5 separate regions of the Mus musculus genome follow, and all the other regions are linked to region 1. A link is a loop called in an ENCODE intact Hi-C map of the cell type or tissue named here. Cell type or tissue: heart. All regions are shown on one strand. Links, peaks and the distances in the headings refer to the core of each region. The heading gives the core; the rest is flanking DNA. Region 1 overlaps Vps53 (VPS53 GARP complex subunit). Region 2 has its middle 32 kb from the start of 1700016K19Rik. Region 3 holds the start of 1700016K19Rik (RIKEN cDNA 1700016K19 gene). Region 4 holds the start of Rph3al (rabphilin 3A-like (without C2 domains)). Region 5 holds the start of Rflnb (refilin B).

Region 1 (5,000 bases), core at 1-5,000:
TGTGTGCAGGCATGTTTGTACCGCTGTGTGTTCTTGGAGGTCAGAGAACAGCTTTTGGAGTTGGTTCTTTTCATCTACTATAGTTTCTAAAACTCAGAGTCATCAGGTTGGCACAGCAAGATCTTTTACCTGCAGAGCCATTTCACTAGCCCTCTTTGATTTTTAAAATGCAGTTCCACATCTGCATAATTATTTTTCGGGATTCTTAGAAAGCAATGTTGTATGAAGAAGAAGAGGAGGAGGAGAATGAGAGAGAGAGAGAGAGAGAGAGAGAGAGAGAGAGAGAATAATGTAGTTTAACCAAGACCTTCCTGTCTAAAGGTAATTCATTTCTTGAATTAGCAAATTATCAAATGTCTACTGTAGTGCAGTCAGTATTGATCAGTATTGATTGATTGGTGTGGAATGGCCTCCCAGGCATATGGCTAAGTGAAATGGCCTGGTGCAGCTGATCCTTGGATGTGCTTTTAACTCAGACTGTCTGAGAAAGTAAGCCAGAAGCTGGCTCGGAGCCATGGCTTCTGCTCAAGAGAAGCTGCAGTCAGGTGGAACTGGGCAAGCGGAAGCCTGCATTTCACTACGTGCTCTTACTGTCTAGATTTTTGCTTGTGAATATGTTTTGACAATTTTAAATACCTTATAAATATTTTATACTTGTAATTAAAACAGTCTTATAGTGTGTAATTATATATGATATATACATAGTTATCCATGAGTATGTAAGACATATTATCTTGTATGTCCCTCATTTAGAGGTGTGGTAACAAAGCAGAATTCCTGGCTGCCTTCATCCAGATTTCTCAAATACTTTGTTTTTCTTTTGAGACAGGGTGTCTCTGTGTAGCCCTGGCTGTCCTGGAACTCGCTCTGTAGACCAGGCTGGCCTCGAATTTAGAGATCTGCTTGGCTCTGCTTTCTGAGGAGTGCTGGGATAATGATGTGTGCCACTACCATCTGGTCTTAAAACATTTTTTAAGTCAACGTGTGTGTGTGTGTGTGTGTGTGTGTGTGAGAGAGAGAGAGAGAGAGAGAGAGAGAGAAACAGACAGAGACACAGACAGAGAGAAAGACAAAGGGGAGGAGAGAGAGGGAGGGGGACAGAGAGAGACAGACAGACAGACAGACAATGACTATATACACAGACTGGTAGAAGGCTCAACAGGTAAGGCACGTGCCCCTAAGCCTGAGGACCTATGTGAGGACTTATGTTCAGTCCCAGGACTCACACAACAGAAGAGACCCGACCCTCACAAGCTGTCCTTTGAGATTTGTGCTCAAGCCGTGGTACTTGTGTGCACATACCTGCACTTAAGTGCACACGTGCGCGCGCGCGCGCGCACACACACACACACACACACACACACACACACACACACACACTCTCACTACTGTTGCTTTAAGAGGGCTCCAAGCCGGGCGTGGTGGTGCACGCCTTTAATCCCGGCACTCAGGAGGCAGAGGCAGGCGGATTTCTGAGTTCGAGGCCAGCCTGGTCTACAAAGTGAGTCAGGACAGGACAGCCAGGGCTACACAGAGAAACCCTGTCTCGAAAAAAGCAAAACAAAACAAAACAAAACAAAAAAAGAGGGCTCCAGCAGAGTTAGTAGGCCAGGAGCTGTTATGCTCATTTTCCTTAGAAACTCAGGGATGTTGAACAACTGCCCTCCAGCGAGTTGGCAGTGGCAGAGTGGACGAGTGTGTGGTCCTGGATAACTCACTGGCTGTTCTGACATGGGCAGTGATTTAAATCATACACAGTCCAGTTGTGAAGGGACTAACATAACAGAGTAGGAACAAGTTCACCCCACCTGAGTTGTTTTCCTCATTAAAATAGCTTCTCTTTTCTGAATTTCACTTTCACCGCTGGCTGACTATTCTTGGATTTCTGAAAATTCCGAGTAAGCCTTGGCTTAGCGGAAGTTGTGTGAACAGGGTAATGTGGCATCTCAGGTCTGTTCCTGGAAGGTTTCTGGCTTCCTCCTGTAGCAGAGAGCCAGAAGCAATTTTTAATTTTTAAGCGTAGTTCCTCCTGAGAAAAAGTATCTGTTGGGGAAAAGGCCAAGGGAATTAGAAAATTACCATCCTCCCATCTTCCACCAGGGGGCACCATTTCACCGTATTTTCTTTCGAGGTTTGCTTGTTTTCACTATTCCATAGCAGTCAGTAGAGATGAATTAAAATATAGACAAATACTCAGCCACCACTGCCTGATTTTTTTTTTTTTAAAGAGACTCACTAAGTAGACTGCTACTCAAACTTGTGATCCTCCTGCCTCAGACTCCTGAGTGCTGGCATTACAGGTGTGTACCATTGTGCTTGCTTGAGCAGACTCATGAACTTTCCCAGGTGAAGGGCACCATCACTCAAGGAGGACCCTGAGGACTAACACAGTGTCCTCGGTGAGCCTCTCTGGCTGTGTCAGCCACTGCTTCCTCAGAGAGCTGCTGTTGGACTCGGGTGAGAAGTAGCCCCCCCCCTGCTTTGGGATTGCATCAGTGGGGTTGTGTCATCTGCAGCCTTGCTCCTGACTTTCCCCAGCAGTGGTGTGTAAGAATTAGGCATCTTGGTATGGCTGTATCCATTCATCCCATGTCTTTCTATAGTTTGTTTTATAGTCATATTTTTTTTTCTTTCGAGGCAGGGTCTCACTTTGTAGTGCTGGCCAGCCTAGAACTCAAGAGACTCCCCTGGCTCTGTCTCCTGAGTGCTGGAAATACAAGCTTGCACCATCTCATCCAGGCCACAACCTTGTATGTCCTGTGTTAGCAAACTTCCCATAAAGGTCAAGACAGTCTTCTAAGCTTTATAGGTCCCGCAGTGCCCGGTACAGCTTCCCAGCTCTGCCACCACAGTACATGAGCAGCCACAGCCACATGGGAGTTGACTAATGTGGCTGCCTTCCAATAAAGCTTCAAAAAGAGAACAGATAGTATTTGTCAGCTATGCTTAGGGGCTGGGAAGATGGCTCAGTACGCACTGCTGAGGGTGAAAAAGTGTGGCGACTGAGTCTGGTTCCTGAGCACACATGTAGATGCTGGGCATGGTGGCTTGCCTATACTCTCAGCACTCAGAAGGTGAAGACAAGGGGTTTCCAGAGCAAGCTGGCAGGGAAGACTAGGTGGATCGGTGAGCCTTGGGTGTGAGAGACACTACCTCAGTACATAAGGTGGGCAGTGAGGAAGACTCCTGATGTCACCCTCTGGCCTGTGCATCTGTGTGTTCAAAGAATGGACATACATGCCTACACACATGTACACCATGTGCACATGTACACAAACCAAAACATTTTAAAAAAATAAGATGATTTTTAAAAGAATTAAATGTGCTATCAAGATCAAACTTCTTGAGGTGTCACAAACATCCCTTGAGTGCATTATTTCTCTGTGAAAGAAAATTCCAACAAGGACATTAACAGCCAGCAATCTTCTTTTCTTTATTGTAGTCTCTGGCAAACATTGACGATGTTGTGAACAAAATTAGACTGAAAATAAGGTAAGTAATGCCATATGCTTTTTTAATGAAAGGCATATTGTTAATCTAGTCATATCTGAATCACATTTTTTGATGAAAGCACTGAAATCTCAAATTTAAAAGTAATTCTTCTCTTGTGGCTTTTCATGTAAACTCTATGGCAAAGAGCTTGATTCTTTGGCCAGTGTTTTACTGCCCATACAAAACGAAGGGAGCTGGAACAGACTGTTCAAAAGCAGTTACCATCAGGCGGGCTGTCGTGGTGCACACCGTTAATCCCAGCACTCAGGGGTAGACACAAGTGGATCTCTGAGTTCAGAACCAGCCTATTTTATATAGCCAGGGCTGTACAGTGAGACCCTGTCTTAAAACAAAACAAGACCAAAAAAAAAAAAATCATCAGGGCTGGGAATGTAACTTAGAAGAGTGCTAACCCAGCATAATAACATGAAGCCCCAGATTCAGTCCTAAAAGCATGGCATAAACCCATAAACCACGTATGGGTGCAAACACTTATAGTCTTAGCACGTGGGAGGGAGAGGCAGGAGAGGCAGGAGAGGCAGGAGAATCAGAAGTTCAAGGTCATCTTTGGCTACGTGGTAAGCTTGAGACCTGTCTGGGATTTATGAGACCTTATCAAAAAAAAAAAAAAAAAAAAAAAAAGGAAAAAAGGAGAAAGAAGAAAAGTTAACTTTCAAAGAAGGAATAACTTTTCTATAACGTTTAATGCTTTTATTCTTTAATAGGTTTGCCTATTTTGTAGTACTAAGACCAGCTATGGAGATGAGGTTATATCTTTTGGTCACCTGTAACTATAATATTGAATCTGCAGGTTGACTTAGGTGTGGCCCAGAATTAAACTTTATGGTTAACCCAGAGCCTCACTGTCCATGTCATCATTAGGTGCTTCCTGCCCAGTGGTCTTCTTCTGCCTTATCCACGTCTGCATTTATACATTTGGTACCTGAGAGGTACTAAACAAACGTCTTTTCATTATATAAGTAGCTTGACTACGTTGCTCCAAATTAATTTGGGGAGTTTGTATGTACTCATTTGTTTCCTTTTAAAAATATTTATTTTATAGATGGGGTCTCTCTCTCTCTCTCTCTCTCTCTCTCTCTCTCCCTCTCTTTCTCTCTCTCTCTCTCTATAGTCCCTGGCTGTCTTGGAACTCACTATGTAGACCAGGCTGACTTCAAACTCAGAGATCCACTTGCCTCTGCCTTCAAAGTGATAGTATTTGAATGTGTGTACCACCATATCCAGCTTGGTTTTATTTGACTTTTTTTTGATGAGAAGACATTTTAAAAATTGAAAATGTTCATTTTGAGTCTAGAAGATGAGTTGTTCCCCTCCCCCACCAAGTTCTTTAGATCTTTTGGTAAAGGGCACTGCCATAAATGTGTCGTCCACTGTTGCCTTAGGAAGCACAAAGAGGAGCTAGAGAGGAGGCTTGTTTATTAAAGCACTTGTCGCTCTTAACACGAAGACCTGGGCTTGGCTACCAGCTCCCACACAGTGGCTCACAA
Region 2 (6,475 bases), core at 920-5,919, 200 kb after region 1:
TGTGAGTCTGTCAGATCTGGGAGTCACCACAGACAGTTGTGAGCTGCCAGGTGGGTGCTGGGATTTGAACCTGGGTCCATTGGAAGATGCAGTCCACTGAACCAGGTCTCCAGCCTCGACTTTTTTTTTTTTAAGACAGAGTTTCTCAGGGGGCTGGACAGATGGCTCAGAGGTTAAGAGTTCTGGTTGCCTTTCCAGAGGTCGAGTTCATTTTCCAGCAACCTCATGGTGGCTCACAACCATCTATAGTGAGATCTGGTGCCCTCTTCTGGTCTGCTGGCATACACGCAGGTAGATTGCTATATAATCAATCAATCAATCAATCAATCAATCAATCAATCTTTTTAAAAAAGAAAGACAGGGTTTTTCTGTGTAACTTTGGCTGTCCTCAAACTCAGAGGTCTGCCAGCCTCTTCCTCCCAAGTGCTGAGATCAAAGGCATTGCACTACCACAATTGTGTTCTCTCTCTCTCTCTCTCTCTCTCTCTCTCTCTCTCTCTCTCTCTCTCTCTCTCCAACTAAACAGGTCACAGTCACAGGTTCTGGGTTTGACGTGGACGCCCCCCCCCCCATTTTAATCCATCAGACCTGTAACTCTAAACCCCACTGTCTTCCCCGGCTCCATTTGCCTCCTTCACAGTAAAGAGGAGGGAGCTTTCCTTTCCTTCATCATATGTGTCCTACAGATTTAAGATTTGGGGGCCTCTCCAGGAGCCCCTGATGGTCTGAGACAGCTGTTTGACTCCTTCTGAGCACTTGCCTAGAGAGGTCACCCTCAACCTCTACAGGCTGGGGTTCCTGGACCGCAGGTACCTTCTTGACCTGGGGATCCTTCTTGACTGCTGGACCTCAGCTGTTGTATGCAGATCTCTCTTGGCCTTTGGGCACGTCTCGTGGAGATAGTCCTGCCCTCTCCCACACTGCTCTGCCTTGCTACTGCAAGCTGGATTCCCTTCCCTTTCATAATCTGCTAGGCTGGAAAGTGGCTCTTGGTTCTCACTGGGAGGAGGGGTATTGGTGTGAGAGGAAGGTGACTTCCAGAGGACATTTAACAATGTTTGGAGGCACTTTCTCTTGTCATAACCCGAGTGGCAGAAGTGAGTTTATACTACTACTTAGTACAAAAGGCTAGGGAGGCTGCTAAACAACCCGTGATGAACAGAATAGCCCTTGCTGAAAATGACAACAGTGTGGTGGCCCAGTGGCCCTGCTCTACCTCTGTGCCTGTCCTAAGCTTCAGAATAGAGGCCAAAGTCTCAAAAAACATCACCTCCCCATAACTCTGCTTCTACAGGGATGCCAGTTCTAATGACATTCTGCCAGGGAGATGCCCTTCCAGGCATCCTGGATGGCCTAGAAGAATCTGTTTGCTCATAACTCCCTCCCAAGGAGCTCAGATGGCAGCTCTCATTGGCAGTGGCGGTGGGGTGGGGAGATAAGGTCCAAGGACCAGCTTGGTCTCTTAGGGAGTCTTGGCAAAGGTCCTTATCATCTATCCATCTCACTGGGAGGTTCCAGTCAGAGTTGTGATGAGGAAGGAGTGTCCTCGCTAGCCAGACACCACTGCTCCCTTATGCATCCGAGTCCATTCTCATCTCTGCTGTAAAAGCTCTTGGGAAGCAGAAGCCCTTCCAGTTTGTTCACCTGAGTCCCCGGTACCTCAACATAATTACTCTCTGTTGCAGAACAATGGCACTGTGTTGACAGTGAATGAAGAGTCTGCCTTCTTTAGAGGACAGGTGGGCCTGCAGCTGGCAAGGAGAAGCTGGGGATGGGACTCAGTTGGTAAGGTGCTTGCTTAGCACACACAGACGATGTCTCTGATTCCAAGCACTGCATAAACCCTTGCTGGCACAGGCCTGAAATCTCAGTCTGAGAAGGTGGAAGAGAGAGGCCTAAGGTTCAAGAGCGGCCTCTGCTACATACAGAGCTTGAGGCCAGCCAGGGATACGGGATCTTTAAAATGGACCTGTGGTCTTCTTTTGTCTTGTTTTGACAAGGTCTTTGCTCTATTGTCCATTTTGTCCAGGAGGACATCGATGGCCTTGGACTTGTGATCCTCCGGCCTTGATCTGCCGAATAGCTAGGACACCGTGCCCTGGTTTTTGTTTCTTCCCTCAAGTTAGAGACAAAGGGCACTCTGAGCACTGAGCTACACTCTGACCCCATCTGTAATCCATTCTAAGAAAGAAAAGTTTGCTTGGATCAAAGAGCGAAAAGGATGAGGCCAGTGTGAATTTTGCCAAGTGGATGTGGAAGAGGTTCCCCTATAACATGGAAGAAAAGTTAACAAGGATAAAAGAACCTTGGAACAAGAGCCCATGCAGCTGGTGATTGGCCTAAGATGGTGAATATATTCACATTCGTGGACCCTCTTCTCTTACAGCCACAGATAGACAGACAGACAGACAGACATATGTGGAAGTATGTCCCCCTTCCCATTTAGTGGGCACGTGAGAATCACCAGTGAGGATGGGGCCATTTCACACAGGAGCAGGACTGGAGGCCTAGGCTGTGTCTCCTCTCATATACAAGATGCCCCCAGGTAAAAGCTAAACAAGAACAGTTGGTTGTATAAGGCTGGTTGTATTGCTGTGATGGTGGGGGTTGGGGGAGGCCACATGAGATACCTAGGAAATAAAACTTTAAGGAAACTGGCAAGAGATCGCTCCTTAGTATAACCCAAGTACCAGTTTGAAGTACCACCAGCGCCCACTAGAAGCCTTGCTTGTTGGAGGAGGAAAACCTTTGCAGGCTAAAGCGCTGACTAAATTAAAGCAAGGCAATGGGGGTAATCAATCAATTTCTCATGGCCCATTTTCCAAAGAGAGGCTGGGCATCCCAGAAACTAGTGCACTGTAACAGGCTATGCATGATGTACTATGAGGGACTCCTAAAAGGGAGCTTGTGGGTGGACAGGTAGCCCTGAATCCTTGAGATCTGAGGATGAGGGGAAATGACAGGATGGAGGCGATGACGGTTACTAACTCCCACTATTGACCCTTACAATGAGCCAGCTGTTAGGGGCTTCCCCCGCATTCGGTTCTCATTCTTCTCTCCCTCCTGAAGAGAAGACAGAAGCTCAGGCTTCACTGCCTGATACAGAGTGGCAGTTTATATTAAGTCAAATTAAACGAAGTAACACATCCAGTCTCTTGTTCCTAGTGGCTAGGGCAGCCATGCAACATCTCTGTACTACAGGAAGTTTCCTGGCAGGTCGCACAGATTCACACAAGATCGCATTTTCCATAGGGGAAGATCAGAGTCCAGATGAAAGTCGATATGACCTAGGGACTAATCGGGGCTGCTGAGTTAATATGACAACCAGGAATCCCAGGCTTTTCACCTGGCTACTGATGTCTAAGGCCATCTCAGGATTTTTTTTTTTTTTCCTTAAACATTTAGTCTGAGGGGCTGGAGAAATGTCTCCACTCCGCTTGGATGCATATGCACCATTCAGGCGTACAGCGGCTGGAAATGAATACAACTTGATTCATTTTGAACTGGCAGTCAAGACAAAGCAGACAAGAGCTTAGGCTCTGGGCGGCTGCTTCCTTTGCAGACTGTAGCATCCATTCGCCTCCTCCAGTCATTTATTCCACAAACACACATTGAGCACCAGCTAGTGTTAGGTTTCCAGAAGCCCTATCTTTTGCCTCCTGGGGTTGCTAAGAAGAGGCTTGAAGCTCCTTAAAGAAAAGACGGAGCTGTTCGTTATCTGTAACTAAAAGGAGCCCTCGAGATCCACTCCGTGCCAAGATGAGCCATCTAAAGGGGGATGGCGCCTATCAGATGGCCTCGGGCCAGAGCTCTTCAGTTGGCAGGAACAGGTCCCAGGTCAGAGAGGGGCGGACCGGGGCGGGGCGCGCGCCCGGTACCTGAGGTGGCCGCCAGAGGGCAGCCAGGGAGCGCGCCCGGACGGGGCGAAGCCCCAGGTAAGTGTAGCTAAAGTGGGGCCACCCCCCTTTCTGGGGCCCAGTCTCTCGGGGCCCCGGTGTGTGTGTGTTTGGCTCCAAGATGGGGGCCAGAACGCGTGCACGCGATGGTCCGGGAGCTAGGGCTCAGATCCTGTAGATGTTGGAACCTGGGGTGGGGACCGTTCCTGAGCACCGTTGGGGCGCGGGCAGGGCCTGGTGCCCAGCTGCCCTCCTAGGTTTGCCCGCCCTCTATCTCTCTCCGTTGCCGGAGACTCCGGGCTGCAGGAGAGCTGTCCCGGGACAGCGCCGCGGTCCGCTCCGCCGGCGCGCTCTTACTCCGGGATTTAGCCTACAGCCCGGAGCGGAGGGTGTACCTCGCGCGGCTCCGGGTGTGTCCCGGGCGCGGAGTGGCGCGGGGCGCGGGCGGCCGGTGGGGGAGGGGCGCGGGAGGTGCGGACGGCAGGCGGCGCTGGGGCGAGCGCGCCCGCGAGTGAGTCAACAAGTGCGGAGCCCAGCGAGCGCGCGCGGGCGGCGGGAGGGGCCTGCAGGTGGTGGCCAGCGTCCCGTCCCGGTCCCTCAGTGTCCGGCCGGGGTAGGGTGGGCAGGATCCAATGTTTTCGGTTTCTGGCGTTTGTGTGTGGGGTGTCCTTGGCCTTGGGCGCTCGGCTCAAAAGGACTGGCTGGCGTTCAGGAGTGGGAACTCGAAAGCACGTGGAGCCCTTGGGTGTGCAGGTGCAGGGTGGAGGGTGTCCTCCGAGTCAGCCGGTTCTGCCCCTGGAAGACCCCTCCCCGCGGCCAGACAGCTTTGGGGAAGTGTTTCAATCCACTCGGGGCGCCGCCGAGAGCTCAGGATGGCGACCCTCCCTGCCTGCTCCCAGGGGTCTCCGGCCGTCTGCGAATTCCGAGGTGGAGCAGGGCAAAGCGACCTGATTTTCCACCTGTGTGTCTGATAAACCTTAGCGGTTCCCTTGGGGGAAAGGTTGGGGGATGCTGAAAGTGGAAACCGGATCTCAGTGAGACTTGAGCCAGTGGGGTCCAGGGGAAAAGTAGCTGTCAGTCGGGTTGTGCAGCCGGCAAGCTTTGATCCTCGGGGCAGCAGAGGGCAGGGGAGGGAAAGGGGCATTCCTGAGGCCCCAGAGCAAGGCGAAAGCCTCTTGGAGAAGCCGGCCCCTATAGTTCAGGCTCTGTCTCGCCCCCACCCTAAGAGATTGCTCCTTCCATCGCTGCCTCCGAGGGCCACTTGGCTCCCAACTGAAAAAAGCAGGAACATGAGGTGATCTGTAAGCTTTGCTCACCGCCACATTTCCCACAAGTGCTCTGCACCTGCTGCTGTCCTCTTCCTTAACCCTGCAGCCCAGACTGCTGTCCTGCCACTCAGCAGAGGCTAACTGGCTTTCCAGTGAGCCTCTCTCGCTCCCTCCTATACCCACTCCCTACCCATCGCGGAGGGGGAGTTCTGGGGAGGGGGACGTCTATTTTGCAGCCTTCCCTACCGGTGGTCTTTATTTCTAGCCAGGCCTCCCTCCCTTTTGTTCTTCCCCAGTTGTTCCTTTCTCAGCCCCTCTTTTCTTGCTTCTACTTTCTAGGCCCAGTTTATGGCTTCTCACGCAGTGGTCTTGGGTCACACTACCTCGTGCTACTCCTGTCCAGGCTTTCTTTGGGGTGCCCCGTAGTCACTCAAAGATAGTCTGAGTCTGGACGGGTGTCTCAGTCAGGAGCCCTTCTCATTCTATCAGACTACATTTGCCTCTGAGGGGTCTGGCCTTTCCCCCCTGGAACCGGCTGGCCCTGACCTGGAACAGTGTAGGCTAGAATCAGACTCCTGCTGCAGCATACAATCTGACATGTCACCTCTAGAAGGAGCAGCTCTTGACCAAATAATTGACCCCTAAGAAATCCTTAGAGTCTCCGGTTTTCCTCAGGCCTTTCGGGGTCAGCTCCTCTGCTGGGTTCTCGGCCTTTCAGTCCCGGGCTATGTTCACACTGGTTTCCAATCCTGAATCTTCTCTCTTCCCCCTCAGGGTCAGTCACTCTTGTCCCTCCCTGTACTACTTGGCTCAGGTGCTGTTGCCTAAGAAAGCTTGATCCTCCTGCCTAGAATCCCACTGATCCAGGATCCCTTTCCTAACTCTGCATCCTTAGCCACAGCTGTCATGCTGATGGTATGCCTGATGGCAGCCTCTCAGTACCCCCCCCCCATACTGCACATCCTGGAGGTGTTCAGTGAACTGCCCTCAAGTTTCTGAGAACTTCCCATCCCATGCCTGGAGCCCTGCTCAAACTAGATCTCTGAATGGCTTGGTTACATCGTGTTCTATGCCAAGCTGAACATTCTCTGCTGTTGCCTTCTTAACCAAGAGTGGGCGTTCCGTGTCCTGAGTTGGGCAGTTCCAAGGGGCTCAGGCCTTCACTGGCTTTTAGGTTCTTGAAGCACTCAGAGAGGCAAACATCAAGATTATTGTCTCCACTCTGCCCATTGGGAAGCAAGCTCAGAGAGGGCCAGGGACCTGTCTGACTCACACAGCTGCGTGCGGGTGGGCAGACCAGAGGTGGAATTC
Region 3 (6,475 bases), core at 648-5,647, 170 kb after region 1:
TTAAAGATGTGCACCCACCAGGCCTGGCCAAAACATTTTTTTTAAAAAATGAAGGCACGGAAAATTTAATTTAGATATTAGCTCCATGGAGAATATTTGCATGAACCAGACCCCAGGTTCAATCCTTAGTCTTTCTCTCTCTCTCTCTCTCTCTCTCTCTCTCTCTCTCTCTCTCTCTCTCTCACACACACACACACACACACACACACACACACACACACACACACAGAGAGAGAGAGAGAGAAAAGAGCGTGCGTTCACACACACATCTAGAAAAGCAGCAACATTCTCATAATTACTTCCATGTTTGAAGTTTTAGAACCCAGATTTCTGTTGTTGTTAACTTTAAAAACACTATTTCTGGGTGATGGTGGCACACGCCTTTGATCCTAGAACTCGGGAGGCAGAGGCAGGCAGATCTTTGAGTTTGAGGCCAGTATAGTCCATAGATTGAGTTCCAGAAGAGCCAGGCCTGCACAAAGAAACCTTGTTTTGAACTTTTAAAAGTTACACAGGATAAAAAAATTATTTCATTTTTATATATGCATTGGTGTTTTCCCATACATACAAATTTGTATACCACTAGCTGGTATCTGAGGAGGCCAGAAGTTGTTGTATCCCCTGAAACTGGAGTTAGCCAGTTGTGAGCTACCGTGTGACTGCTAGGGATTGAATCTGGATCCTCTGGAAAACCCAGTCCCCTAGGACCCAGATTTTAAATGACACATAAGAGCAAGCTGTGTGTTTAATTAAAAGAATAAAGTATCCAGCTGGGTGCGGTGCTGCATACCTGGAATCCTAGCATTTAAGAGGTAGAGGCGCTGGGCGTGGTGGCCACGCCTTTAATCCCAGCACTCGGGAGGCAGAGGCTGGCAGATCTCTGAGTTCGAGGACAGCCTGGTCTACAAAGTGAGTTCCAGGACAGCCAGGGCTACACAGAGAAACCCTGTCTTGAAAAACAAAACAAAACAAAACAAAACAAAACAACAACAAAAAAAGAGGTACAGGCAGGAGAATGAATTAGTTTAATGCCAAACTGAGCTATATTCCCCTGTGGATACACAAGCTATACTTTTATGAGTTTTATCCAGGAAATCAGCTTAAAAATAACTTTTTTTTTTAAGGGGCGACTTACAAATGTCAATTGTGGTGAGAAATTAAATAACAGAGATGATATCTTACCTAAGGAAAAGGAAATTCTGATAGGCACAGCGCTGTACTCACAAAAGGCATGGTTTCCCATCCTTTTAAAAAGGTGGTGTGTTTGTGTGTGTGTGTGTGTGTGTGTGTGTGTGTGTGTGTGTAGATGCCTGTGGAGGAGGCCAGAAGCATCAGATCTTCCTGGAGCTAATGTCTGTCGCAGATGGTTGTGAGCAACCTGATGCAGGTGGGTGCTGCGAATGGAACGCTTGGTCCTCTGGAAGAACAGGATACACTCCTAGGTTTTTCAAGACAGGGTTTCTCTGTGTAGCCCTGGCTGTCCTGGAACTCTCTATGTAGACCAGACTGTCCTCAAACTCAGAGATCCCCCTGCCTCTGCCTTCCAAGTGCTGGGATTAAGGCCGTGCACCACCACTGCCCAGCCACAGGCTCTCAACCACTGAACCACCTCTCCAGTCCCAGGGGTACATTTCTCAGTAAGGAATTCTTGCTGAGTGCCAACCCCCACACCACAAGCATCGGCTTCCTTCAGGTTCAGGTCTGATTTCTTTTTATTATGATTCTTTTTAAACATAAATGTGTGGCAAGGAGGAAATTGGCAGCAGGAAGGACAGATGTCACTCTGCCACAGTGGTGGCTAATTCTGGGTGCAGGAGCTTCGAGGCCTCAAAGTAGCTATGCGCGTGGTCGCCCTTAGAGCTGGGCTGCTTGCTGCAGGGGCTGCAGTCTTTGTCTGAGAGGTAGGGCAGATTCTCCACGCTCTCCTCCACGCAGGGGTCGGAATGGAAGCACTTGAGGGCCATGAGGCGGTACCGCTTCCTTCGGTTGAGCTTGTAGATGCGGATCCTTTCCTTTTCTGCCTCAGGGTCGGTGAGAATCCCATCCCAACGCAGACTCTCGTTGATCTGGCTGGAAAGGGTGTCTTCTATTTCGGCAAAGCAGGGGTGATTAATGCTGTACGAATAGGGAAGGGTTTGCCTATTTTCCTCTTTGTCTCTGGGCTCTGCTCTCAAGCCATGGTCTTTGTGGGGATTTAAGATGTCATGGAAAGATGAAGAAAGCGGCTGATTCTTCCGCCCTCGACTGTGATGTTTATCTGCTGAAAAGACGAGGAGACAAGTGTTTGTCTGTTAGGATGCCCAAATAAATCACCAGCGATGTAAGAGACCAGGGCTGCCTTTACCCAGGGTTCAGAAGGCAGGAACCTGGGATGTCACCATTGCTGGGAAGCTCTGGTCAAGGTATTTTGGGGCAAGAGGCACCTTTTTCTTTTTGTGGTGCTGTAGACTGAACCCAGGCCTTGTACATGCTAAATACAAGCTCTGCCACTAATCTGCACCCCAGTTCAGGAACCAAGAGGTCCTTGATGCTTCAGTATCCATCAGTGTCAACCAACGAATGGAGAGGTCAGATCTGAAGGCCAGCCTGACTCCTAGTTTGCTGTTCTTTCTACTGTATCTGTTGTCCCTCAACTTAACCTCACTACATGCTCACCAAATATTTCCCAGGTCTGTGACTCTACACCCATCTAGACACTGTATGGTGAAAGAGACAGGACGGAGCTTCCTACAACAAATAATGTAATCTGTAGTATACTGAAGCAGGAAATGCTTTTTCTTTAATTATTTTATAAACCAGGATATACTTTTTTTCTTTAAAAATGATTTTAAACATTGTGTGTGTGTGTGTGTTGCTTGAACATATGTCTGTGTACCATGTGCATTCCTGGTGCCCGAGGAGGTCTGAAGAGGGCATCAGATCTCCTGATACTGCAGTTACAGGCAGTTGTGAACTACCAAGTGGGTGCTGGGGATTGAATCTGGGTCCTCTGCAAGAACAAGTATTCTTAATAACAGAGCCATCACTCTAGCCTCTCTTTTTTTCTTTTCTTTTCTCTCTCTCTGTTTTTTTGTTTGTTTGCTTTTTAAAGATGAATCTTATATAGTCCCAAGTAACTTCAAACTCCCTATATAGCCTAAGATGACCTTGAACTTCTGATCCTCCTGACTCCACACTTCCCAGGGATAGAACTGCAAGCAAGCATATGCCAGCACCTCTGGTTTCTGCCGTGCAGAGGATGGAACCCAGGGCTTTGTGAGTGCTATACAAACATGAGCTGCAGATCTAGCCCAGGAACACTTCTGTGAGGCTTTGTCCCCTCCTCCCGTCTCCCCCTTCTCTCCCCCTCCCTTCCCCTCCTTTCCCTTTTTTTCCTTCTTGACATTAATAGCACTGCAGAATTGCTTATCAAATGCTATAGATGGTTATTCCTTATCAGCTCCTATTTCAGGTTTATTTTATCTTAGAATTATCTCTAGAAAGGCAAGCAGAGGGAGGAAAAGGGCAAAAATAAATAAAAGTTCAGTCTTGACATTTCCTTGCTTTTCTATTCTCTGAAAACTATCTGGTGTCCCCTGCTGACAGGCTGCGGTACACAACACTAAGCAAAATAAGCCTCCATGTTTTGCTGACACACACGGTGGCTTGCTGCCTTAAGCTCAGCCTGAAGAAGTAATTCTTAGACTCCCATGCTCCCTTCCCCAAACCACAGGATTGTGGGAAAACTGCTGTTCCTTCCACTGCCTGCTCAGCACACAGAGCCAATGCCCCACACCTGAGCCCAGGCCCACCCATATCAGGGGTCAGGGCCACTTTCCTGATGGCCAAAGCCACACAGGTTGCCCTGGAGTTACATCACCCACAAGCAGGGCCATTCTGCTTCACAAGTGCACTCTTCTTTGGAGTGGCCGGAGTGTCTTTGCTGGGACATCTGGAGGCTCTGGGAATGAACTTTGGGAGAGGCAGGGACTCTGGGTTCCTGGACAGTGCTGATGTCTGTGTATGCAAGTGAAGGACTTGGTGAGCAAGACTGGAGGACATGTTGTGGGTGTGATTTGAGCTGTTTGAGGGCATCTATGCACATGCCTAGAACACCTGTGTGGGTCTAGTGTTTGGAGTGTATCTACGCATATGAGTATCTAGAAGATCTGTGTGTGTGTGGTGAGAGGGTGTAGCTATGCATGTGAGTGCCTGTGTAGGTGTTCAGTCTGTGTTGGCGTCAACACATGTAAGTGTCTAACCAAATTCACACATGTGTAGACTGCATGTATATGCATGATGGAGCAAACTGTACGTTAGGTCTGTCAGAGAGTGTCATATTGCTATAAAAAGGCAGTATAAAGAGTGTTGGTGTTGAGGTGGGGGTTGGTGTGAGTTTCTGCCATATATAGCTGTCTCTTGGCGGAGTCCACGCAGGGAAGATTCTGCACACATTTACATGGAGTTGGTTCCTACACAGCATCTGGAAGCATGTGCCCTTTAAAGGGTAAAGGAGTTAGGAGGGCACCAGAGGGGAGCCTGAAGTCTGTTCCCCTGTGGGAGCGAATATCAGCTGGTATCTGTCCAAATGGGTTAGTCTCTTTGTGACTCCAAACTTTGAAATGTCTGTGAGTAAGGGTATATTTTGGCTGAGGGGCTAGGAAGTTGAGAGGAGGTGGGTAGAAGAAGCTCACTCTCTGAGGGGCTGGAAGGTCTTGGGGTGGGTGTCTGCATGGCCTCTGTGTGGGACCCCACACAGAGATATTAGATGTTGAGGTTCTTAGGGGAGGGTGTGGTCTCTTTGGATACACTGGGAAACTTAGTTGGTAGATATCCGTGTTAATTAAAGGCTCTCTGTGCTGGTGAGAACATGGTCTTTATGGGTAGATCTGGGCATCTCTGGGCTGCCCTAAAATGTCCTGTCAGGTTTCTAAGCCTGAGGTGGCTTCCAGGTAGAAGGGTATGGGAGGAATCTCAGGTCCAAGAGCCGAAGCAACCTCCCTAGCTGTTCCTCTTACCGTCGCCCTTGCCCGATCCTTTAGTCTTTTTCTTCTTCTTTTTCTTCTTCACCTTCCGTTTGGCCAGCTCGGAGGCGGTGCCCACGATGGGAGGCAGCTTGGACCCCGGGGAGCCCTCAGCTCCGCCTTCCCGCGCCTCCTCCTCCTCCTCTTCCTCGCCCTCCTCACCATACTCCGCCGCACCGGTCCCACCACGGCCGGCCATCCGCCCGCGGGTCCCCGACCTGCGTGCCCGGAAACAGCAGAGGACCCGCACCTGGCGGGCTCCAGGCGCTCACTGCTTGCTCAGACCACGCGTCTCCATGGCGACCGCTCCACGCCACGCGCACAACTAGGAAGTTGCCGCAAGGGGCACCATAAGGCTCTAGATGTACGCATGCGTGTTTTGATCTGTTTGAGTCCAGGTGAGTTGAAGCGCACAGGACAAGGCAGGAGATAAAGATTATTAATGCTTAGCTGACAGTGACAAATCCCATCCACTAATGCGTGATCAAAATATTTACCATTTTTATTTTTTGAGACAAGGTCTCATGTAGTTCGAACTGGCTGGTCTTGAATTCCTCATCCATTTGTACACTCTCCCAAGGGCTGGGATTACAGGCATGAGCTATTGATGTCTGGCTGTCTCCACACCCTGCACCTCGCGCCCCATCACCCACTCACCACTTAAGTTGCCTAGGATGGTCTGGAGCTCATTGTAACCCAGGCAGACCTTGAACTCACGATTTTCCTGCTTCAGCCTCCCCAGTAACTAGGATTATATGTATGAGCCGCCAGGCCTGACTCCACACGAAAATTGTTTTCTTAAAATTTTTTAAAAAAAATATTTATTAATATTTATTTTGTATATGTTTCTCTTGATTGTATATATGTGCACCCCCTGTTGATCTAACTGTATGCCTTTGTGTTGCAATCTACTTGAGCCCTGGTGTGGGCCAGGATGCACAGGTCAAGGCTAAGTAGAAGTTGTGGGTCCTTGGGCCGGCACTGACCTATCTTTTCCACACCTGTGCTGGCTCGGAAGTGAGAAGAGCACCAGATCCTTTGGATCGTGAGTTACGGATGGCTGTGAGCTGTGGTGTGAGGAACCCAAACTGGGTCCTCTGCAAGAGCAGCAAGTGCCTTGAGCTGCTGAGTCACCTCTGAGCACTCTACCTCTACCCCCATGACAGTTCATCAAGACCGTGCTCATGAGCTGGGGATACAGCTCAGTGGCAGGGCACTTAGCATGTAGGAGACTAAAATGTGTCACTCAGCCAGCACCACAGATTTAAAAAGACCAAACCTAAGCCGGGCGTGGTGGCGCATGCCTTTGATCCCAGCACTTGGGAGGCAGAGGCCAGGTGGATTTCTAAGTTCGAGGACAGCCTGGTCTACAAAGTGAGTTCCAGGACAGCCAGGGCTATATACAGAGAAACCCTATCTCGAAAAACCAAAAAAAGAAAGAAAGACTAAACCTGTGTGATCTGTTGCTTGCT
Region 4 (6,475 bases), core at 580-5,579, 250 kb after region 1:
AGATGACCTTAGAGATCCTGTGTGCCACCTCTCTGGTTAATAGAGAAAGTGACCAGAGCCCCATACAGTCATCTTTCTGTGTACTCACTGCTGTTCCCCTCCTGAATAGGTGGGCTCACCTTCATGTTTCCTTGTCTTCTATGAACATTTGTTCCCTCATAAATTATTAACAAATAAGCAAGGCACTCATTTAACACACACAGTACTGATGATGGAAGCTAGGAGGCCCCAATTCCATGCTTGCTTGCATGTGTGTGTGTGTGTGTGTGTGTATGTGTGTGTGTGTGTGTGTGTTATGGTGTGGTATGTATATGTCTGTGTGTGTTTTTGAGATAGGGTCTTTCTAATGTAGCTCAGACTGGTCTTTAACTCTTAAGATGTGTGGGCTGTAGCTCTCCCTCAATGGGGACCAGGGCAGGTATGTTGGGTGGTGTATATACAATTTCACTGAGGGACACTTAGGTGGGAAATGAGTGGCATGGTGAGGCTCTAACCAGCTGCCAAGTCAGGGAGATGGCCGCCAGCTAAGCCCAAAGAGGTTTGGCAAACCCAAGCTGGCTCTGTGGCAGGTTCCTAAAATGGGTCTCCTTGATGTCCCCCATCTGTCCTGAGGCTGCTCTGTGTGGAGAGGATGGACAGCTGTGCTTTCAGAGGTGCCAGCCACAGCTTCTGTTGGGAGCCACAACCCCTGTGTTCTTGGCTCTGACCTTCATTCTGAGCATCTCTGTGGATACTCAGCTGTGGATTTACCATCCAAATGTCCCTGCCCAGTCGGTGCCATGATTCCAAGCCCTGGAAATGACAGTCCTCCATCTCTCCTGATCTCCCCCCTAGTATTTTATTTGACTATAGATGTCTGTCCTGCCGTGGGTCCCATCTCTTCATCCTGTAGCCTGGAGAAACCCTTAGCCTTCCACCCAGGCCCTGCCAGCAGCCCTGTCATAACTCCTTCCATGCATCTCAGCAGTGGGAATAAGATACAGGGCGTCTGTCCCTCGGGTACAAGTGGCGAAACAGAGCCCCAGGGAGGTTGCTGACTTGTCCTGGACATTTAGTAAATTTGCACAAACAACCATTGGTTTTGGGTTTTAGGGGGTTTGTTCTTTTGTTTGTTTGGTTTTAGTTTTTGTTTGTTGTTTTGGGTTTTGTTTTTCTATTTTTTCCTTCTGTGAGCCTTTGGCCCTAACCTTCCTCACTGCCATGAAGGCTGCCCGCCCTCTGCTTAGGTGGAAGGTGACAGGATGCGGGGAAGCTGTGCTACCTGAGCACTGGCACACTAGCACAGGCAGCGATGTGGTCCTTTGTAGCCTCTTGACCCATCTTCTAATGGAAAGAGTCGTGAGTCTACAAGGAAGGACAGAACAGAATAGCCCAGACTGTGTAGACATGCAATGGGTCAGAGGACGCCAGTCTAAGGGTTCCCTGGCTTGTGGCCTAAAACTGTGGCTCTAGGAAGTGACATGGAGGGAGGCAGTGCATTCGTTCTTAGAGATGTTTTGGGGGTGGGCTGGCTTGAAGCTCTGAGGAGCATCTTCACCTTCTCCTGGCTCCCTTTCATTCTCTGCCATCATGGAGGTAAGGCTTCAATGCTAAGGCCCTTCCCCCCTTTCCCCTGCTTCTCCTCCCACCTCAGCCTCTCACAGCCTTCAGTTTGGAAGCTGCTACAGAAGATAAGTGCATAGCTCCAACGTGCCCTGGCTTGTTCCTTGTCTTCCAGGGTCACCCCAATTACTATTCTGCTTCTGTAGAGTGGACAGCAGAGCACAGAGGCTACCTCCCTTCTGTATCCAGCCATAGAGGAACTGGGGTGTCAGGCTCAGGGCTTGCCACCCTGGACACATTGATCTGGGCACAGCACCACCTGCAGGTCAGGGGCAGAATTGTACACAGGGCCTGTGTACAACCTGTCTACTTGGATCATACAGGCCTTCCATTTCTTGACACTCCCAGAACGTTAGAAAGGAAAAAGAGTGTATGAGTTGCATGTTTCAAATATTTACTTGGAGCAGAGTAACGCATTTCACACTCTGGTAGCAGTGTGACCACACTGTTCACAAGCTAGCAGAAACTGAAACGAAAACAAGCCCACAGTGCACCAGAGGCTGGGCACAAGTTTACGTTTTTAATGGATATGGCTCTCTTAATTTTGTATTTGATTGGCTTATTTGGGGCAGCAGCACATGCTGGGGCACATGTGTCAAGGTCAGAGGATAACCTGAAGGGGTTGGTTCTCTCCTCTCATCACGTGATCCTGGGAATCAAACTCTGGCCGTCAGGCATGGCCATCGGCACCTTGATGCAATAAGCCATGTCTTCATCCTTGAGCCAGTCGGTTTTGCATCTGCCTGGTTTTTACGACTATATTAGCATCCTTTGGGAGAAGGTACAGAGGTTCCTGGCTTGCCAACAGAGCCTCTGCGCCTGGCTGGTTGGGGGTTCTTTACCAACGTGTGGACCATGGTGGGAATGTCAAGTTCAGCTGGGAAGCTCAGCTCCCTGGATGGACCTGTGAGATGACAGTGGGGTCTGGGCTTGGACAGCATGGCCAGTTAGCTCCGGCCCACACACTGCCCCCTGGTGGTCATCATGGACATGGGCCACATTGGTCCGGAAGAGTTTCTTAAGCATGACTCAGGGATCCCTGAGACCCTCAGAGATCTCCAAAATCAAAACTGTTTTCCACAGTCTAAGCCTCTTGGCCTCTTTCACACACATGGAAACTGGAAAGTACTCAGATGTGGCTTCAGAAGCTGTGCTGGAACTAGTTTTTAAGATAGTGCCATCTGTTGAGTTTTGGTGCAGAAAAACACACACCATTATCTGGGCAAGCTATTAGAATACTCCTCCGCCTTCCATCCATCCTCCACATCCGTGAGAGCCTGGACCCCTTCCATGTATTCACTGGAACAGCATCTCCAAAGGTCGAAAGAAAAGTCAGACAAGAACGCCCAGCTGTCTTCAGTTAACTCCCAAAGCAAATTGCAAAATCATAAAAACAATCCCGGGCCTCACATTGTCTTTGTTTTGAAAACACGTGTTTTTCTCATAAAAAATATAAATTATGTGAATACCTAATAGGCCTAGTATCTGTAATGGGGGTTTTTAGATTTCTCAGCAAAATATCAATAGCTATAACTCATATATTTTGGAATGCTCCCAATTGTCTTTCTCACCGTATGTGTAAGATGGTGATCCTATGTATGGCACATATGTGGTCAGAGGACAACTTGGGAGTTGGGTCTCTTCATCCACCTTGGAAATTTCTTGGAAATGAACTTGGATTGTAGGCTTGCAGAGGAAGCACTTTACCTGCCAAGCCATCTGCCAACCCAAAAAGATTTTTTAATAACATCTAATGAGCTGGAACCCACATATTGTTAGCATCACCCCTATCTAATTCCAGAATATTTCCATCAGTTCATAAAGAAACCCTAAAGCCATTAGCTGTCACTGTCGTCCTGTGCCTATTAATGGCCATTAGTCTACCTCTGTGGCTTTGCCATTCTGGACATCTCTATAGGCAGCACCAGATCATACGTGATCTTCTGTACAAGCTTGGCTTCTTCTCTTAGTGTAACATTTGGGCTATTGGGAATAACAGTGACTTAAGAATATTTGTACCCATGTCTATGAGGACGTATGTTTTAGTCCTCTTGTGGTTGGTACTTAGGACAACTGAGTTTCCGAGCCATATGGCAAGTATGTGGTTAACATTTTGAGAGAATAGCAAACAAATTTCCAGCCTCAATGTTTTTTTTTTTTAATTTCATGTATATGTGTGTTTTGCTTATGTGGATCTATGTGCATTTATGCAGTCCCTATGGAGACCAGAAGAGGGCACCAGAACCCCTGGGACTGGAATTACAGGTGTCTGTAAACCACCTTGTGGGTGCTGGGAATCAAACCTGGGTCCTCTGGAAGAGCAGCCAATGCTTTTAATCACTGAACCACATCACCAGCTTTCTCCATCAATATTCTTTTGTAGAATATAAAGAGGCTCTGAATTTTCAATCCACTGGACTGGATTGGATGAAATCAAAGGCTATCCTTATGCATACTGACCCAAGTCTCTTTTTCTTCTCAACACATGCACACACTCACACACGCATGCACACACTCACACACACACACACACGCACACATGCACTCCATTTAGGAGGCACAAGCAGCGCCTTTGTAATAGGCAGCCTGAGTTAGCCCTTGGCTCAGTAACACACAGAAAGCCAGCTAAGCTGCACTACTTACGTTGAGCCATCAGGTTCTAAAGAAGGTTCCTTCCTGCAGGGTTTGCAAGATATCCCTTGTGGACGATGACTTTTTAAAGTGCCTAGTGGAGGTACTGGCTGCCACCCCATGCCTTGCCCTCTGGAGAACACCCTGGGGTCTCTTACGGAGCAGAGCACAGGCCTGTAAGCTTCCACTCTGGTCCAATGAAGGTTGGGGAGGTTGAGGGGACTCATGAGCTTGCCTGTGTCTCTCTTTGGGATGTTCTCAGGGCAGTGGGGCTGTGTGGGAAAGGGCAGAAGCTGATGCTCTGCAGGGCTTGCCAGCTGAGTTGAAAGTTGCTGAGATGGTGCCTTCTCTCCCTTCTGATTCTCACCCTCTGATGTCATTGTCTACTCTGGTCACTTAGCGATGTGATGCACCTAGCCACCTGTCCCAAGATCCCGAGCCTTTGGAAAAGGAGCTCTGAGTAAGGCTTTTGCTGGAGGAGTTAAGAGTGTAGCATCGCCAGGCAGTGGTGGTGCATGCCTTTAATCCCAGCACTTGGGAGGCAGAGGCAGGAGGATTTCTGAGTTCAAGGACAGCCTGGTCTACTACAGCCAGGGCTACACAGAGAAACCCTGTCTCGAAAAACCTTAAAAAAAAGAGTGTAGCATCAATGGTCAGCAGGGATCGGGATTCCCGTCAACACCCCAGTCACTAACATGTGCTTCCCTTGTCCTCCTGCCTCAGATGTGACTCCTGCCCTGGGCTGTGCTCCCCGTCATGGCTGACACCATCTTCAGCAGTGGAAATGATCAGTGGGTTTGCCCCAACGATCGGCAGCTTGCTCTGAGAGCCAAGTAAGCATCTGTGGCCTGCAGGAGTGGCCCTTCCCTCCCTCTCCACCTGCTGCCCTCTTCCCCTCTTCCCAGTCTTTTGCAAGTTTTGCTCCCCAGGGAGGAGTTTGGAGAGAGGCGGATGTCAAATGCACACCACTCTCGGCCCATGCTTATGTATTACTCACCACGAACTAACATGTTCCCATTTCTCAGATAAGGAAAATGAGGCCTTCACTCCTTGCCCGTGTCCCTTGTCAGTGGCTGGGCTGGAACCTACATCCAAGTCCAGCTGACTCCCACACCTGTGCTCTTTCACAACAGCCCACAGGGAGCAAGACTTCCCCATTGGGCCTGCTCTTGTCCCTGAGCCTGGCATAGAGGGGCAATACAGAGCACATGCCTGTTCCCTGAATGAACAGCTCACTTCAGTAGAGACCACCGCTGGCTACAGCATCTTTCCTACGTCCTTAGTGGGGTCTGTGTCCTTCTGTGATTCCCTTGTGTCTTTTTGGAGGTCTTCATTTTCCTATTACCCCTCAGACTAGTGACCCTTCAATTTTGGTTGGGCCTGGCCTGCCCCCCCCCCCGACACACACACACACACACACACACACACACACACACACAGTGTCCCTGTGGCTGAGCCTCTCAGATGCCCCTCATGCCCTCTAGTCTGTTCCAGATCTCTGGTGGGTGCCATCCCTGGCTCTGATAGGACAAGAACATCCCTGCAGCTATCAGACTGTGTTGGCATCAGAAGCCAGCATTTCCCAACTGGGACCAAGCTTAAGAAATTCGCAATTAGACGTTAGAAGCCTGTGGGAGTCAGAGCTGAGACATCAAAGGTGGATAGAAAAATCCATCTGAAACGCTCAGGAAGAATGGCGTCGCATGTGATGTGTGAGCATCCTTGCTCTCCTCCATCTGGGTGCCTCAGCCCCCCCCCCACCTCACCCCTGCAGAGAGAATGACTAGGGATGAGATTGGTCCCACTCACCATCTCTGATGCCAGGCCAATTAGGTGCCCTCTCTGGCAGGGTGCACATTGCTGGGAGACCTCAGCTCTTGGACCTCGTCCAAGAGCCCAGCTGTCCCTTGACCTTCCAGCATCCCCTTCATTCCCAACTTTGTCTCTCATTCACCAGCTGCTGAAGCTGTCCTAGCCTCTCAGAAGAGCCAGTGTGTCTCCTCCCAGGTGTGTGTCTGAGAGACAGATGCCCGTTGCAGAGCTAGACATCGAGTCCAGTAGACCCCCTAGGAAACACAGAGAGTTTTCCAACCCACATTCTTCCTTCCAAGCACCCAGGTGTCTCTCCACATACCTAAACTCAATTGGTCTTTCATATTAAAGCAGAGATGGGGAGAGGTCAAAGTTGTATGGATACTTAAAGATGTGAATTCTGTTGTTGATGATGATTGGCAGTAGGTAG
Region 5 (6,475 bases), core at 898-5,897, 140 kb after region 1:
AAAGAAAAGAGAGAAAAACAAACCTTACAAAAGCTTCAGGGTTGGCATCCGTTGTCAGGCAGCCTTTGTTCCTGAGGGATGCTGGGAGAGAGCACAGGCTGGAAGCCAAGGTCTGTGAGGACACGGTGCCTCTGTGATCTAGGCCCCTAGCGGTGATGACCCTTTTCTGAAAGGACAGCATTTAGATGAGGCCAATCTCTATGTAGGCCCCATGGTCTCTCTGGACCTTGCTTGTTTTGTCTAACCTACCTCCTGGTTTCTACAGATAACCAGCTGTTCCTCAATTGAAAGCCTGTCTCCAAAACTGGGCCAGGATGGGTCAGGGGAGAGTCAGGTGCCTCTTTCTTTCCCCTGCTGGCTTTATTTTACTTTATTTTAATACAAGTTCTTGGTATGTAGCCCCGACGGGCCTGGAATTCCCCCCAAGCTTTAATTAGGATATTCTGAGCAACATCCTGGGGGAAACATCTGGAAGAAGATGTAAGATAGTGAAGAATTTGTGGAGCAAGGCTCTAGGAAGCTGGGGGTAGTGGTTCACACCATAATCCTAGTACTTGGAAGTGATAGGCTGAGGCAGGAGAATTGTCTAGAATTTCAGGCCAGAAACTTTGTTGTTGTTGTTTTTGAGACAGGCTTCTCTGTGTAGTCCAGGCTGTCCTGGAGCTAGCTCTGTAGAACAGGCTGGCCTTGAACTCATAGAGACCTGCCTGCCTTTGCCTCCCAGGTGTTGGGATTAAAGGTGTGTGCCAAGAGAGCATTTTAGGTCTAAACTCACTGCTCAAGGCTGCAGAGATAGAGCCCAATTCCAGGATCTGAGCTGCAAAGTTCACACACACACAGTTACATGGCAAATCCCCTTCTAGGGACATCTGAGTCCATTGGTTTGGCCCTTTCTCATTCCAAGAGCACCTCTGTTCTCCAACCAGGAGTGCCAGGGATCCCAGACAAGGCCTGGCCAGATAGTATTATCGGCAGGAGATTTATGGGTGATTCTGGGGATTCTGAATGGGACAGAGGTTCACCACCTTGACCTCTGCATCCTGAACAGTCCTATGTTTGATTCTCCTCCAAGCCCTGCTGATTTCTGCATACATCAGTGTTAAACAGATAAGGAAAGAAGGGAGGGAGGGAGGGAGGGAGGGAGAGAGGGAGGGAGGGAGGGAGGGAGGGAGGGAGGGAGGGAGGGAGGGAGGGAGGGAGGGAGGGAGGGAGGGAGGACTGATGGGATGCTCAGCTCATGCTTTGAGAGTTGCTTGGTAATTCTGCAGAGGCAGGAGGATGCCCTGTTTGGTCTGTGACTGAAAGAGTTGGGAGAGGTTGTTTTTGGTGGACAGACAGAACTCAGACAGGTTGTAAAATCAGCTACTCCCAGTGTCTAGGTTGATGACTGCTACTCCTGGATTTCAGAAGCTTCTCTGATATCCTGGGCCAGCTGCTTTCTGATCACCGGTGCAGTGAGGAAGTGTGCCAAAACCGTGTCTCCCTGAATTCTCTTGAAGCCTCTAAAGTCTGGCAGCTTCATGCTCTCTTGCTCATGCTAGCAGCTTTGATGTCTCCGTGGGTCTTCTGCCGGAATGTAGATCAGTATTCAGAGTGGTGCTCAGAGGGTGGCAGTGTGGCCTCAGAATGGTGCTCAGAGGGTGGCAGTGTAGCTCTGGAGTCAGCAAGTCCCAAAGTAGGCACCTCCCAAACTGCCCCCACAACAATCCGCACTGAGATGGGGCGTGGTCCTCCTGGCCCAGCTTCTGAGCTTTCTCTGTCCCGACCTCCAGCTCTTCTGGCCTGGTGAAGCAGGAGGTTACCATCTCCTTGGAGCAACTGCTACCTTCCTGGTCATCTCTCCCAGTCTGACCAGTCCACTTTTCACACCCTCAGAAAGCACAGAGGTTTCTCCTCTGATGTGGGGGTCCAGTTCTGCAAGGTGTACAGATATTGAGGTCAACAGGGGTAGGGAAGTGTGACACCTCAGATTGTCCTTGCATTAGACACTTGTCCAGTACTGTACACTGTAGATTTTTGTAACCTATTCCCACCACCCCTGAATGAATGAACAACCTCCCAGTCCAGCCCCCTACAGGATGTATCCTCTGTAGAAGGAATGACCCTGGCTTTCTGTTCCTAGCAAGCTGCCTTCTATCCATCACATGATTAAAGGCAAGCCCTTCTCTCTCCGTATCAAAAATGATGGGTAGAGAGAAAGGAGGACTGAACTTTGCTGGTAGATCTAGTCACTCTGAACATATATATATATATATATATATATATATATATATATATATATATATATTTTAACAAATCTGCCCCAAGCAGGACAGATGTTCTTTGTTCTTGCAAAGATGTGGATTGGACCACGAAGGTGATCCAGGGAAGACTTCTGGTGGAGCACGTGGCACTTGGTGTTGACCCCGGGACATCTCCATGAGAGGAAAGAAAGAAAGAAAGAAAGAAAGAAAGAAAGAAAGAAAGAAAGGAAGGAAGGGGAAGGGGAAGGGGAAGGGGAAGGGGAAGGGGAAGGGGAAGGGGAAGGGGAAGGGGAAGGGGAAGGGGAAGGAAAGGAAAGGAAAGGAAAGGAAAGAAGAAAAGACAATGATTTTAGGCACACCCCAACTCAATTACTTCCCACTGAAGAAGAGCTTCTCTGTCAAACCTATCAGGAAGGACCACAGTCTGTTTGCTGTTGAGTTTAGGTTTTGTTTTGTTTGTAGAAGAGATTCCCTCTGATAGGACAGAGGGAGAAAGTTCCTGTGAGTGAATAGACTGTGGCCTCCATAAGGGGAATCTTGACTCCCTAAGAGAGCTGCTCTGTTTGCTGGTCTCTTTGGGAGATCCAAGCCTGTGACACCCTCAGAACTTCCCTGCCTGGACTGGCCACAGCCTGTTCAGCTGTGCCCGGGACCAGGGAGTGATCGACGCCCCCGGGAGTCCGGAGGAGTAGGCCCTCTCTCCTCCGGGGCAGACGTGAGAGCCAGAGCAGGCCCTGCTGAGCCAACAGGCCGCTGGAGCCATACGAAGCGCATTAAGTATTAATAATTTCCAGTTGTTTGCTCGTCCTCTCTCCCCACGCCCCCCCCCCCCCCCCCGCCCCCGGCCTCTGCAGACTGGGACTCCTTGGCTCTGGGCTGCCAGATCTAGAGATATTAGCACCTCTCGGGGGCCGGGGGACAGTGCATGGAGCAAGGATCGCCGTGGACCATAGGGACAGGGTGCGGGGCCGGACGAAGCCTCGCAGCTTTGCCAGTCGCGGCATGCCGGGGAGGTGGGAGGGGAGGCCCGTCGCGGGAAGATCGGCGCTCGGACGAGCTGGGCGGCGCGCGGCGGGAGCGCAGCGGCCCCTGGCGCTTGGCCTCTCGGCGGTCACCGCGGCTGGGCCAGCCCTCGGGGCGGGGCGGAGGGCGGGGCCTCGAACGAGCGCGGCCGCTGGCGACACCCGGACAACGCGCCGGCGGCGGGGCAAGGAGGGCAGCCCGGAGGGCAGCGGCCCCGGCCCGCGTGTGCGGCCCTCTCTTGCACTCCAACACCGCGGCGGCTGTGCCCGGTCCCGCCACACGTGCAGCTATGGTGGGCCGGCTGAGCCTGCAGGATGTCCCTGAACTCGTGGACACGAAGAAAAAAGGCGACGGCGTCCTGGACAGCCCGGACTCGGGGCTGCCCCCAAGCCCTAGCCCCAGCCACTGGGGGCTCGCAGCGACGGCGGGCGGCGGTGGGGAGCGCGCTCCGGTCGCAGGGACGCTGGAGCCCGATGCGGCGGTGACCCCTATAGTCCCGGTGAGTTGCCTCCCGCGCGGACTTCTCCCAGTCCCGGCCCACCCGCAGCCCTCCCCGGGGAGTCTCCAGCTTTCGCAGTCGGTGCGGCCACCCGCCCGTCGAGACGGCGTGGCCATCGCCGGGAGCCGGGGCGGGAGCGTAGCGAGAGAGCCTGGCCAGCTGGAGCCAGTGGCTGGAAAATTGTCATCGCCTGGGAGGCGCGGGAGCCCCGGGAGAGGCAAGCCGCGGTCTCCTCCCTTCGAGGTGGCGGCCCCCGAGGCTGCCAGGCTGCGGCTCGACCACATTCCTGCTGGGGCGGGCTGGGTGGGGCTCCCGGGACACGGACAGGGATCCCGGGCCCTCCCCACCCGGGGGGCCCACGCCCCGCGGCTTTGCTCCCAAAGCGGCCTCCCTCTGCCGGGACCTGGGAGAGGGGTGTGCTCTGGGCTCCTGGCGCAAGGCGGACCACAGCCTTTGGGGTTAGTCACACACAAGAGTCTTCAGGGTCTGGTAGGTCTTTTTTTCCCAGCCAGTGTTCTGCACTTAATGAGATCAGCGTCCTCCAGGTGGCCAGGGCTTTGAAAGTATTAATCCTTTTCCTTCTTTTCCTTTAAACTCTTTGCAAGAAAAACTCCCAAGTCTGTTTTGTCTTGGGATCTGTTCAGGTGATGATATTCAGAGCACAGCTCAAGAAAGGCCACATCCTGTCTACAGTAGAAGCTCAAAGTAAGACTGAAGGAGAGCTGTGACTGTGCCTCCCATGGGGAGGTCAGCGGCAAGTGTTATGCTTAAGGACCAAAATGGAGCTTTGCTGGTGTGGGGCCTTCTTGACCTACTGACCCTGTCCCAGCAAAAACCAGCACCTTTTATTTCCACTCCAAGGTGAAACTTGCTTCAGCTTGGTCTTTCAGTCTCTCTCATCTTTCCTGCTCTGACCACCGATCAGACACTCACTGGTGCCTCTGACATGGATTCCTGCACCTGACATGAACCTTGACCCTCTCACCTTTCCCATTCAAGTCCTGGTGGCCCTTCCTCACTATGTGGCCTCCTGGGGGAGCTTTCTCAGGCTTCTTCCAGAACCTGTGGCTTGGTGTCCAGGCTCAGTGTCTCTGTGTGGGTCTATCTTATCACTGCTGCTGACCCAATAGCGCACTGACTCTCTCCCACCCCTGGATACCCAGGGAATGTCTGTCTGGGGAGCAGGGATGGGGATACAAAGGAGGCAGGACAGGAGAAACCAGTATGGACACCTAGAAGAAAGATGTCTTGGAATTGTAGGAGAGCTCTGTGGCCTCACCTCATGCACACCCTCTGTCCACTTCCTTTAGCTTGAACTATATATCCCCTCCCCCACTGGTCTCAGTAAACTCCATCCTAGCCCTGGAATGGTACCCCAGCTCCCCAACATGCTTTTGGCTTTTGCATCTTCTGCTGGTAACACAGTAAAGATCCCTGAGCCAACCTCTTAGAAACACTTGCCTCCTTCTCTGTCCTAGGGGTGGGACTGCCTCTTCTACATCCTGGCACAAATGGAGTTCTTGCTCTTAAATTAAGCAAAGAAAATGACAGCTCTCGGAGAACCAGAGAGTACAAAGGGCTGCTAGGTCCTTCCACACTGTGTTTATCTCTGCACTGGAGCACAGAGGGGGACCAGAGAGGGTCACCTGAATTTGCCTGAATTTGTCAAAGCTGTATTCCACACACTAAGCTTTCTGGTTAGTGGAGGCCTGACCCAGAGCGAAGGCATCTCTGGCCTCCACTGTTAACAGTTGTGGGGACCCTCTGGCATGGATGGCGGCCGCTATATCAACCCCAGAGGCAAAGGAGATGGGGAAGCAGAGGTGGATCTTTACCTTAAAAACAAAACTCCTGGAAGCTTTGTCTCTTGGCATTAGGATTTAGCCTTTCTCTAACTATTGCTGGGACAACTGCGTGGGGGGAGGGGCTCTGCATAATTGAGGGTTCTGAAGAGTTAAGTCTGAGTTGTGGGGCTTTCTTGCCACAGGGCCCTCCCGTCAGTCCTGATGTGGACATAGTGTGTTCATCAGGTCAGCTTCCTCTTCTGCCTTTCTCAAACCTTCGGTGATGGGAAGGGGGGCACCCCTCCCCTCCCCCCAGCACACAGATAAGGACATAGGACGTGTGACACAGCTCTACAGAGGGCACAAAGCCCATTTAGGATGGACAGTGCCTACTGTGCACATGCGTGCATGTCACTGAGAAGTAGGGAGGGGCACTAGACTGATCTGGGATTTGAACCCTGACCTTCGGTGCCCTGTCTAATGCTCTTCTCATGCCATGGGCCAGCCCTGTCCTTTGTAGGGCCAGACTGTGGTCACCACAAGGCGGGTCACTCATAGCTTTATCCCTTCTCTCCTCTCCCGGAAGAACCCAGCATCTCTGACCCACTCGCTAGCTGCCATCTGCTCACCGAGACTCTGTCCCCTGTCCTTCGGCGAAGGAGTTGAGTTTGACCCCTTGCCACCAAAGGAAATAAAGTGAGTATACTGACCCTATTCTTAAAATATTAAAAAAAAAACCCAAGTATAATCGCTTATTGTTTTTGAAAAGGTTAATTATGAAAATGCACAGAAAACCATTAATAGTTTGACTTATTTTCTTATGCTCTAACTAGTTAAATATATAGGGACTCCATTATATAGCCATTTAAAGTTTGGGATGAAATCTTGCTGTGTCTCGTTAGCTGGCCTCGCATTCACTGTGTACC

What was found. A loop is a pair of places that touch in the nucleus more often than their neighbours do. Peaks named below come from ENCODE experiments on the same cell type or tissue, not always from the same donor. Only the 100,000 strongest peaks of a DNase experiment are listed, where the experiment ranks them.
Region 2: a loop joins it to region 1, with 6 times the contacts of the local background. A loop is called at or near these places in 2 of 42 quality-filtered maps.
Region 3: a loop joins it to region 1, with 7 times the contacts of the local background. A loop is called at or near these places in 5 of 42 quality-filtered maps.
Region 4: it touches region 1 in a loop (4-fold over the local background); 15 of 42 quality-filtered maps call a loop at or near these places.
Region 5: it touches region 1 in a loop (5-fold over the local background); 9 of 42 quality-filtered maps call a loop at or near these places.

Annotation. Positions count from the first base shown.
Region 1 is chr11:76,164,691-76,169,690 of GRCm38, reverse strand. It overlaps Vps53 (VPS53 GARP complex subunit), which reads left to right. Exons shown (of 22, transcript NM_026664.4): 3 at 3,443-3,492. All of the region lies in intron 2 of Gm46252 (a long non-coding RNA gene), which reads right to left. Among named protein-coding and RNA genes, the nearest start is that of Vps53, 12 kb to the left of the region's middle. In heart, for the core only: a CTCF peak has its summit at 2,097 (motif pointing right); a DNase peak (open chromatin) is centred at 2,430.
Region 2 is chr11:75,964,619-75,971,093 of GRCm38, reverse strand. It overlaps a transcript of Rph3al not described here. Among named protein-coding and RNA genes, the nearest start is that of 1700016K19Rik, 32 kb to the left of the region's middle. In heart, for the core only: CTCF peaks have their summits at 3,877 (motif pointing right) and 4,408; DNase peaks (open chromatin) are centred at 3,913 and 4,403; H3K4me3 peaks cover 1,841 bases; H3K27ac peaks cover 1,891 bases; H3K27me3 peaks cover 2,604 bases.
Region 3 is chr11:75,998,789-76,005,263 of GRCm38, reverse strand. It overlaps 1700016K19Rik (RIKEN cDNA 1700016K19 gene), which reads right to left and starts at 5,352. Exons shown (of 2, transcript NM_198637.2): 1 at 4,998-5,352; 2 at 1,695-2,260. The coding sequence starts at 5,202. The coding sequence ends at 1,779. In heart, for the core only: CTCF peaks have their summits at 3,583 (motif pointing left) and 5,346; a DNase peak (open chromatin) is centred at 5,293; H3K4me3 peaks cover 812 bases; H3K27ac peaks cover 200 bases; H3K27me3 peaks cover 2,169 bases.
Region 4 is chr11:75,909,541-75,916,015 of GRCm38, reverse strand. It overlaps Rph3al (rabphilin 3A-like (without C2 domains)), which reads left to right and starts at 4,957. Exons shown (of 8, transcript NM_029548.4): 1 at 4,957-5,066. The coding sequence starts at 4,990. In heart, for the core only: CTCF peaks have their summits at 1,867 (motif pointing left), 2,596 (motif pointing left) and 3,833 (motif pointing right); DNase peaks (open chromatin) are centred at 1,865, 2,595 and 2,875.
Region 5 is chr11:76,024,718-76,031,192 of GRCm38, reverse strand. It overlaps Rflnb (refilin B), which reads left to right and starts at 3,411. Exons shown (of 3, transcript NM_029658.1): 1 at 3,411-3,765; 2 at 6,136-6,245. The coding sequence starts at 3,556. In heart, for the core only: CTCF peaks have their summits at 3,335 and 4,295; DNase peaks (open chromatin) are centred at 3,352, 3,862 and 5,895; H3K4me3 peaks cover 1,921 bases; H3K27ac peaks cover 1,630 bases; H3K27me3 peaks cover 902 bases.